Regions from separate parts of the Homo sapiens genome. Here region 2 is linked to region 1. Evidence: chromatin loops called from intact Hi-C (ENCODE). Cell type or tissue: A673. All regions are shown on one strand. Each heading gives the region's core, and the rest is flanking DNA. Links, peaks and the distances in the headings are about the cores only.

Evidence for each region. Peaks named below come from ENCODE experiments on the same cell type or tissue, not always from the same donor. Only the 100,000 strongest peaks of a DNase experiment are listed, where the experiment ranks them.
Region 2: a loop joins it to region 1, with 2.4 times the contacts of the local background. A loop is called at or near these places in 5 of 110 quality-filtered maps.

The regions. Positions count from the first base shown.
Region 1 is chr4:186,553,149-186,558,525 of GRCh38, forward strand. It overlaps MTNR1A (melatonin receptor 1A), which reads right to left and starts at 2,419. Exons shown (of 2, transcript NM_005958.4): 1 at 2,034-2,419. The coding sequence starts at 2,217. In A673, for the core only: CTCF peaks have their summits at 1,541 (motif pointing left) and 2,471; DNase peaks (open chromatin) are centred at 1,543, 2,483 and 4,583; H3K4me3 peaks cover 1,572 bases; H3K27me3 peaks cover 468 bases.
Region 2 is chr4:186,469,781-186,475,157 of GRCh38, forward strand. The region is part of intron 1 of F11-AS1 (F11 antisense RNA 1); the gene reads right to left. Among named protein-coding and RNA genes, the nearest start is that of F11-AS1, 29 kb to the right of the region's middle. RefSeq lists a silencer at 1,735-2,029. In A673, for the core only: CTCF peaks have their summits at 3,265 (motif pointing right) and 3,465; a DNase peak (open chromatin) is centred at 3,281.

The DNA.
Region 1 (5,377 bases), core at 253-5,252:
GCCAACAAAATTAATTTAGCTGAAATGAGAGGTCTGAAGATCATCAAAACTTTTAATAAGCATACCAAAACTTATATTTGAATCAGCTATCCTTATCACTGTTTCAAATTACCATCCATTCCAGAAATCCTCAAATGGCTTGAACCGCACATATAAACAAAAAATCCCTATTAGAAAAATATGGAACTTCTAAAGCTGTGCGGATTAAAGGTCACTAAGGGTCTCCCATGCAGCTACAGGAATATCCTCTTAAGAGCACGTCTTAGCAAATAAAATACAAAGTGAGTGTAAGGAGTTCTTAAGTTCTTCTTCAGAAAACACAAGAAGTAAAATTGTTCAGGCGTGATCATTTTTTACTTTTTATTTTATTTTATTTTTTTGAGATGGAGTTTCACTCTTGTTGCCCAGGCTAGAGTGCAATGGCACAATCTCTGTTCACTGCAACTTCCGCCTCCCGGGTTCAAGCGATTCTCCTGCCTCAGGCTTCCAAGTAGTTGGGATTACAGCTGTGGGCCACCACATCCAGCTAATTTTTTGTATTTTTAGTAGAGACGGGGTTTCACCATGTTGGCCAGCTGGTCTCGAACTCCTGACCTCAGGCGATCCACCCACCTCGGCCTCCCAAAGTGCTGGGATTACAGGCTTGAGCCATCGCGCCCAGCCGTGAACACTTTTTAAAGGTTCTGCAGGATTCAAACTTCCCAAATGCTGCAGGTGTTGACAGCAAGGAAGCAGGGCGAGCTCTGGAGGCCAGCTCTGGGAATTCAACCGGGCTCACACCTACAGTCCCTGGGAACAATCTGCAGCCCCAGTTTCTCCTCTGTAAGGCGAGTTGACCACGGCGCCACAGCACAAGGCTGCACTAGGATTCAATTAACCCAGTGCTCACAACCTGTTTGGTCCAGAGAAAGTCGTTTTTATTGCTAGGAAGGAAAGAGCCTCTTCTCGAAGGCAGAATTCCTCCAGTTTATATCAATCACCTACGAAGTGAGCTTATTCAATTTACTGACTCAAACTCAATTCATATTACTAAGTGCTTAACTAACTAATTCTCAAACTACAAACCGTAAAAGCACTACTGGGGGCGGGTGGGGGAGGCAGGGCAGGGGTGAGCCTCCCCAAAAGGAGCTAAGCAAAATTAGAGCTTTTCTTAACCACCTGGTTAAAACGAAAATATTGATCTTGGCAGACATGTTAAGTGCACGTTTCGTTCCCCGCCCCTTCTCCCAAAAGTGCCTCCAAATAAAAAACTAGTTTCTTCAGAGAACCAAGCATCTAATCATCACTCAGAGGTCTGAACATCCAGCATCCTAAGAACAAAGTGTCCACAGGTTCCCACCAGAACAAACCAGTTCAATGCATTGCTCGGAGGAAAAAGCAAGTTAACTCAAGCACACAATTACCTGTAGTTGCATATTATACGTAAGTGTACTCTTTCCTGCTCACGCCTGGCTACCTGCCTACTCTAACACAACAACTTCCGTTTTTAAAGTGTCAACTTGTTTACTTGGAGGAGCCGCCGCCTGCCGGACACAGCACGTTTGGGAGCCTCTCTTTCCACTGTAGGCTCGTAACTGCAGACTACTCCCGAACAACAAGACCACGGCGGCTGCTCCATCATTTTGCCAGCTTCTATGTTTCCATATTTTAACAATGTTGGGAAAACTAAATCACATGTTAAGACCAAGCAATTGATCAGTTCGTTGCAGAGGCTGCTTGAGGAACTTTCTGCAGCCTGGACCTGAGGCTTCTCAATCTAATAAACCTCAGACAGGACAACCAGACGGGGGTGTCCCCATAGGAAAGAGAACCCGACTCTGGTGGAGTGTCCCACCTCTTAGGGGCTGTGACTCCGCGCCTTATGAAAAGGCACTTTCAACGGGCAGGCTGGAGAAGAGTCCTCTCTAACAGGAAAAATAACTCCAAGTCCGCAGTGTTTAGGAAAAAGAACCAAGTGCTTGGGGAAGGCTGGCTGCCCGCGGAGAGGCGCTGCGTCCGGAGCGCTGGCCCAGGGGAGGCGGCGCGGGCCCTACCTGCGTTCCTGAGCTTCTTGTTCCGATACACCGACAGGATGACCAGGAGGTTGCCCAGGATGTCCACCACGATGGTGAAGATGAGGACGCAGGCCAGGGCGGACGCCAGCCACGAGGGCCGCGCGCCGTCCCCGCGGAGCACGGGCTGGGAGGCGTTGGGCAGCGCGCTGCCGTTGCCCTGCATGGTCCCTGTGCGCGTCCCGGCCGCGGGGCCATCGCCCGCCTCGTCCGCCCGCCCGACCACTTGTTAAGGCTCCGCCCGGCGCTCCCCGCGCCCACGCCCCATCCCGCGCGCTCCTCCACGCCGCGCCCCCGGACGCCCACGCCGCGCCGGACGCCACGGCCAGGTGACACCTGGTGTCCGCCGCGAGCCCGCTTGGATTCCCCGCCCGCAGCTCGAACCCCGCACCACGGGCCGACAGCGCCCCGGTGCGGGAAGCCGGGCCCAGCCGCCGCGCCCTGGGGACGGTGTCCCAGAGGCCTCTCCTCGTGGGCGCACGGCGAGGCCGTTCATTGTGTTTCCTCTCTGGGATGGGACTTTTCACCCAGCAGGGCCAGGCTGCCTGGGATCAAATGCGAAATGGGATTGGGGCGAGTTCACCAGCTGTGTGCCCCACCGCCCTTATCTTCCTTATCTGCAAAATGGGAATAAGATACTATCTCACCTGTTAGCCTCATAATTAGTAAAATGTGAAAAAACCAAGGACTGTCTTCCGTTGTGTATTGCACCGCTTAAGATGGTGCTAGATGTTTCCGATAATGAAATGACATTTTCAAAGAAAAAAGTAAAACTCAATATTTGCAGATGATAAAAATGTATGTACTTCTGTAAGTACCAGTAAAAATGAGAAAGAAAGCACACTTAGGTGGATCGGATACATGGCAGCAATGTAAAAGTGCTAGGAAATGGCCTAACCAGTTGTGTGCAGTGAGGAAAAAACTTTATGAAAACCATGAAAGGAAATTTAAATAAACGGAGAGACAAACAGTGTTCCTAGCTTCGAAGCCTGAAATTTTCATTTTCCTCATATACTTTATGCCAGACCAAGAAAAATATCAAATAACCTAAAGTTTCTTTGAAAGAGTAAAAAGAAAGTGTAGGAAAAGGATTTGAATAAGATGAATAGGAGAGAAGTATGACCTACCAGTATCAAAATGTTCATTAAAAATTACAATTAAGTGGCGCCTGGGATTACAGGCACGGTGGCTCACGCCTGCAATCCCAGCACTTTGGGAGGCCGAGGTGGGCGGATTACCTGAGGTCAGGAGTTCAAGACCAGCCTAGCCAACATGGTGAAACCCCGTCTCTACTAAAAATACAAAAATTAGCCGGGCGTGGTGGCACAGGCCTATAATCCCAGCTATTCGGGAGGCTGAGGCAGGAGAATTGCTTGAGCCCGGGAGGCGGAGATTGCAGTGAGCCGAGATCGTGCCACTGCACTCCAGTCTGGCAGACAGAGCAAGACTCTGTCTCAAAAAAAAAAAAAAAAAAATTACAATAAGTATGCCAGGCACGGCTGCTCACACCTGTAACCCCAGCACTTTGGAAGGCTGAGGCAGGTGGATCACCTGAGGTCAGGAGTTTGAGGCTGGCCTGGCCAACATGGTGAAACCTCGTCTCTACTAAAAACACAAAAATTAGCCAAGTATTGTGGTGGGCGCCTGTAATCTCAGGAGCCTGAGGCAGGAGAATCGCTTGAACCCGGGAGGCAGAGATTGTAGTGAGCTGAGATCACGCCACTGCGCTCCAGCCTGGGCCAAAAAGAATGAGACTCCGTTTCAAAAAAAAAAAAAAAACTAAAACAGTATTGAGCTCATAAACAATTTGAAAAAGCATATAAAATAAAGATTTTATAAAGTGAACAGTTCAAATCAGTAGGGCTGGGATAGATCACGAAAACAAAAATGCATTTAAAGAAAATGTAGGTAAATATACATATCACTTGAGGTAGAGAAGCACTCTGTAAGCCTGGAAAAAAGACAGACAGGAAATAATCCTAACCATAGAAAAGGTAGCAGCTGCCATGGACAGCGTGTGTCACTTCCCATCTCTGGCATCGGTATCTTACAACCATTGTTTGCACAATGTGTTAACAATTCCAGAAGGTCTGGCACTGCTGCGACCATTTTATGGACGAGAAACCTCTGGTGCTGAGAGGTTAAGCAATGTACCAAAGTCACACAGCTGGTAACAAGTAGAGGCAGGATTGGAACTCAGGTCTCTCTGACTGCCAAGCAAGGAGCCTCATTACTAAGTGATAGTGTTTCTCGGTCGTGATAGATTTGACTACGGAAAAGTTAAAAGTCCTATATTCAAAAAATACCACACACAAGTGAAAGCTAGAGAAACTGGGGAAATGATTTGTGACATAGCTAAGAGACGAAGCATTAATGGTCTTCATTATTGTTATGGTTTCAGCATGTCCCCAGAATTTGTGTGTGGAAAATTTGGTCCCCAGGGGAAGGCGGGGCCTTCAAGAGGCGATCAGGTCAAGAGGGTTATACCACTCTGTCTGACTGGGTTAATTCTGCAGGCATGAGTCAGTTCTTGCTCTCCTGGGACTGGATTAGTTACAGTGAGAGTGGGTTTTAAAAAATTACCACTCCAGCCTGGGAGACAGAGAGAGACTCTGCTTCAGAAAAAAAAAAAAAAAATTATCCAGTCCCAGGTATTGCTGTATTCTGTAATAGTGATGGAAAACAGACTAAGACAATTATATAAAGAGCTAAGGAAAAAAAATAGAAATATATTTAAAGGTCATAATTAGACAAAAACTAAAAATGTATGTGTAACCTCTTTTAGCAAAAAAGTTAAAAAAAAGAGAAAGCTTCCATTCCAGCGATCACTTTAGAAAACATTATATTGGTAGTGCCAAGTGTGGTTTGAAACACGTGGAGAAAAAGCATTCCTGTGCACCAGATATGGACGTCTTCAAACTGCATACATGGTGCTAGTCGTTTTACTAATAGAAAACAATTGAACAGTGTCCACATGTGTCAGGACACACCGTTATTTCTCCCTGCATTGTTTGTCACAGGTAAAACTCCTATACTTGGGGTTTTGATACACAAATTTGTGAAATCAACAGATGAAATACAAAGGCATAGATGGCTAACTCTCCCCCAAAAGGGGTGGCATACATAATGCTGGGGTGCACATAACAACATTCATGATCTTTCTTCCCTGGGGAATGAGAAAGGTGAAGCTGGGAAACCACGAGCACTGAAAATGATGGTGAAATCCTGGAAAACAAAGACCCAGAGAGGGAATGCCCAGACTCTGACTGCCAGCATCCCTGAACCCAGCACGTGAGGAATAGACCCAAAGGAAGCAACTGGAGCAA
Region 2 (5,377 bases), core at 287-5,286, 83 kb before region 1:
TGTCTGTAGTCTCAGCTACTCTGGAAGCTGAGGTGGGAAGATGGCTACAATCACGCCTGTGTACAGTCACTGCACTCCAGCCTGGGCAACACAGTGAGAGCTCGTCTGGTAAAAAATACACATGTAGGTGATGAAGGAAAATGATGCCATGGGGACATAATCAACAAAATCTAGAATTGGAAATTTCTAGATGTAAATTATTAGGTTTCTTCAACAAATAGCAAGGAAAAAAGAAGACGGAGGGAAATCACAGATTAAAGAAAGGTGATACATATGAAGCCAATGTGATATGTGGTCCTTGTTTAGATCCCAATGCAAACAAACCAAATATAAAACAAACATTTCTGAGAATTGAGAAAATCTGCACACTCACCAGATACTGGATTATATTAACATTATTGTCGATTTTAGGGCTATTAATAATATTGTGTTTATGTTAAAGAAAGAATCCTTATGTTTTAGAAATATATGTTGGAGTGTTTCTGGATGAAATGATATGATGTCTGGAATTTCCTTTAAATAATTTGGGAGGTGGGAGGGTGGGTGGAAAAGAAACAGATGAAATAACAGCAGACAAACGGCAGTGATTGTTGAAGGTGGGTGATGGCTGTGCAGGGTGGGTGAACTGAAGAAAATGATGGAGGTGATTTTTTTTTTCTTTTTTTTTTTTTTGAGACGGAGTCTCTCTCTGTTGCCCAGGCTGGAGTATAGTGGCCTGATCTTGGCTTACTGCAACCTCTGCCTCTGGGTTCAAGTGATTCTCCTGCCTTGGCCTCCTGAGTAGTTGGGACTACAGGCGTGTGCCACCACGTCCAGCTAATTTTTGTATTTTTAGTAGAGACAGGGTTTCACCATGTTGGCCAAGATGAATCTCTTGACCTCATGATCTGCCCACCTCAGCCTCTCAAAGTGCTGGGATTACAGGCGTGAGCCACCGCGCCTGGCCTGACGGAGGTGATTTTAATCCATTTAGAGGTTTATTTTGCCAAGGTTGAGGAAGCACCTGGCAAACAGAGACACAAGCCACTGTAGGATCTGTGGCACCCCCTTTTTCTGAAGAGGATTTTGAGGGCTACAATATGAAAAGGGGAAAAGGAGGCAGGAGGGGAAAAGAAGGAAAAGGAGAGGGAGGGCTGGTCACGTTCTTTAGAATCCACATGAAAAGGAGCGGGTAGATGAACCGTCAATTCTGCATTCATCTCCTGCTCAGTACATCTGTACTCTACATAAGATAAGGTGAACTTCAGTAGAGGAAGCAACTGAATATGCATTCGTCTCAGGGTGCGCAGCGGGACAATTTCTAGGCTCCTCTCGTCCCGTACTCTTGAAGATAAACTGTTAATTTACATGGTCAGAGTGAGGGAGGCCCCTGTGGAAACATGTGGCCTTCTATCTGTAGCTATTAGTTTAGGAGCAAAAGGAAAGGCAGGGTTTTTTGGTTTTTTCATGACTCAGTTTTCAAGCTTAACTTTTCCATTTTGGCATAGCGAATTTGGGCTCCCAAGATTTTGTCTTCCTTTCATAGGAGAAAAAATAATTTCTTTTCTCAATCCTTGTAAGTTCATTAGTGGGACAGATTCCTGTTAGCAGAAGACAGATTAACAAGAGAGAGAAAAAAAAGCATTTTTATTTACGTGTGTGTCTATCCCATGGGGAGAAAGCTGAGTTCAAAAGTAAGGTGGCTTAGGGCCCTGGCTTACATAGCACATCTAGCAAAGAACAATATATTCAGAAGTGACAGGACAAAGGACCAAGCAGCTCCAGGCTCCCAAAAGTGGGACAACTATGGAAAGGTAATAAAGCCTGCTCCCAGATTCCTCTGGCCCTGCTGGCGCCAGCCCCTGCACTGATAAGTGAACCACTACTTACATCTCTGTCTTCAGGCAGATAGGGGAGGCAGAAGCTTCTCCGCATTTTTTCACAGCAATTTTTATGGCCTGCCTTAGGTAAGAAAGGGCAGCTCAGACAGCCCTTTCCTGTAACTTTACTTTCCACTTGCCAAAGAAGCATATTTCGGGGTGAAATATTCTGGTGTTCTTCAGATGTATGGGGATTCATAAGATTATTTTCTCTCCTGCTGTCTAAAATTCCACAATGAAGAAGTTAAAAAATCTCTACTGTAATTAAAAGTAAACTGAAAAATATTACAGTTATAGTGAATTAAATAATTGAAGTTTTCATATAAAAATGCAAGTTTTTAGAATCTATGCATCTGAAGGATTTTTTTAATCTAAAAATTGAATATAAAATATGTAAATTATGTTCTTTTCTAACCTAGGATGCTACTTATTAAAAACCTAAATTATTGCTATAAAGAAAATAATAGAGATATTTTAGTTCATCTTAATTATATATTTTATAGTTTGGTTTTTTGTTTTGGGGTGTTTTGGTTTTTATTCATTTTATTTATTTATTTATTTATTTATTTTGAGACAGGGTCTTGCTCTGTCTAGAGTGCAGTGGTGCAATCATGGCTCTCTGCAGCCTCAACCTCCTGGGCTCAAGTGATCCTCCCACCTCGGCCCTCAAGTAGCTAGAACTACAGGTGCTCGCCACCACACCTGGCTAGTTTTTGTGTGTTTGTTTTTTTTGTTTTTTTGGTAGAGATGTGGTTTTGCCATGTTGCCCAGGCTTTAATTATATATTACATAGGGACTATCAAAGACACTGTCAGTGTAAACATGCTAGAAGCCAATATAAGCCACTCCAAACAAGCAGTGTACCTACATGACAGCTTTTCAATCTAAGTCGTGAGGCTTGGTCAGAGTTGTGCCTGAAATTATTGAATTTTATTTCATTTCTTATGCACTGTTATAGCATTAGTAAATGTATTATGCACTATTACAGCATTATAATTCTTATGAAATAAAACATACTCTGTATGATAAAACAGATGCTGAGTTCTACAGAAACTCTTCAATTTATATTACCCCAGCAAAATATCAGCAATAATGGCTAACAAGTATGGAGTACTTTCCGTAGTGTCTAATATATTACTGCATTACATCAGTGGAGTGGTATTATTAGTGCTTCTCTTTCTTCTCAGGCTGAGGAACCAGCAGATGAGAGGGTTCATGAAGGAACCACTAGTTCCAGAAGTGCTGGATCCTGCCTTAATCATCATTCCAAAGACTCTCCTTATGATGATAACAATTAGTTGAACTCACTTTCTAGAATCCAAAATTGCAATGGTTCTCCAAATTAATACATTGTATCATGAAGTAAATTCACCTTATTTATTACTGTTTTGCTTTCATCCACCAGTAGAGGGAGTACAAATTCACCTATAACTGAGTCCAAATCCCAAAAACAGATTTAGGGAATGACAGGATCAGGCAGGAGTTTAACTCCTGTATTTTTATGCGTTAAGGAATCCGAGGTGACAGAGGTTGGGTGAGTTAATGCAGTTACATGGTTGGCCAATGGTGGGGCCAGATGAACAATTCGCACCCCCTGGCTTCCAGAACAGGCTGGTTTTACCACCGGTGAGGCTGGTCCTTTCAGTGGATATCAGGTTTCCTTCCTAGCCCACTGGGTGGTCATGTGGAATATTTCAGAAAGCCAAGCTCAGTTTCCCTCAAGAAACGTTAGTGACCACTAGTTTAAGATAAATTTTTATTTGGCTATGGTGAAACAGCTGATCATATAATTCCCCCAAATGAACATTAATTTAGCAAATTAATATACTGCACAAATAAGTATACAAAAGCAAAATTGAGAGCTAAATGAAGACAAAATTCCTCTCTGGGTCTTTCAAAAACACAATTTATCAGTTGAGAACTAATTGACTGTTTACAACTGGAGGTGAGAAGGGTGTATTCACAGATGTCTGCCTGAGACCATTGGATAAAGGGGATGAGTTCCAGTTAAATTTTGAAAAAAAAAAAAGGGGAAATAGCAGGGCACGGTGGCTCACATCTGTAATCCCAGCCCTCTGGGAGGCCGGGACAGGCAGATCGCTTGAGGTCAGGAGTTTGAGACCAGCCTGGCCAACATGGCAAAACCCCTTCTCTACTAAAAATACAAAAATTAGCCAGGCATGGGCAGCTGTAGTCCCAGCTACTCGGGAGGCTGAGGCAGGAGAATTGCTTGAACCTGGGAGGCGGAGTTTGCAGTGAGCGGAGATCGTGCCACTGCACTCCAGCCTGGGCGACAGAGTGAGACCCCGTCTCAAAAAAAAAAAAAGGTGTGTGTGGGGGAGGAGGGGAACAAAACAAAAAGCTGACCCTGAAAGTCTCCTTACTACTCAGTTTGAGAGACAAAAACTCCAGCTCGCCTGTTGTTTATGCTCATGCCTGGCTCTCCTTCCACTGCCTGCCGTACACTTTGCTGGGGCGGGGCTGACTCTGTCTCCTTAGGGGCAGGACTGTCTATAACACTGTCTTAAGTTCCACCTCTTCTATGCCTGGGAGGACACACCTGTTTCGTGTTCATTTGCATTCCCAACTTATCTTTCTTCTTCTCCTGGTGGCCACAGGAGGTGCTTTGTCGGCTGGCAGGTCCATTTTGGGTATTCTAATCCAGGCTTCTGACTAGGTTTGGTAGCTATTCTCATTCTCATTTTACTTCTTATTCATTCTAACTCTCATTCTACTATTTTTTACTTAGACGTAGTTTTCTTGGTAAGAAAGGCCATGGTAAGCAGACGTAGTGTGCACAGAAATATGCAGCCCTTCTGGGTGCCTGGACCCCAGTAGCACCATAGTCACCCGTAATAGCCACATAATAGCCACGCCTAGTTCTAAGAGTGAGTAGAGTTGGACCAAGTTGTGAAACTTCAAGTTTGCTTTTGTTTTTAGTCGAGGCCTAACCTAGGCTTGGCTGGGCACTTTTTTCAGGGTGCTAGTGTTGTAGAACCTCTGAGAGCAGCGAAAGGTTTATAAGATTTGGCCAAGGCCAGAGGGCGGGAGACAAAATCTCGCAATTCTGACCTGCCTTTGGACATAATTGAGGCTTTATGAGGAAGGTGGGGATGCGGGAGTGGCGATCCCATGACCAAAGCTGCTTGCCTCCCTCGGTCCCTTGGCCAGATGAAACTTCTGGATGCCTTCAAGGATGTCTATCTGACCAAAGGATCTTGTTCTTTAAAGATAAACAAAGCCGGGCGTGGTGGCTTATGCCTGTAATCCCAACATTTCGGGAGGCCAAGGCAGGCAGATCACTTGAAGTCAGGAGATTGAGACCAGCCTGGCTAACATAGAGAAACCCCATCTCTACTAAAAATACAAAAATTAGCCAGGTGCGGTGGCATGCGCCTGTAATTTCAGCTACTTGGGAGGCTGCGGCAGGAGAATCGCTTGAACCCGGGAGGCAGAGGTTGCAGTGAGCTGGGATTGCGCCACTGCACTCCAGCCTTGGCCACAGAGTGAGACTCCAA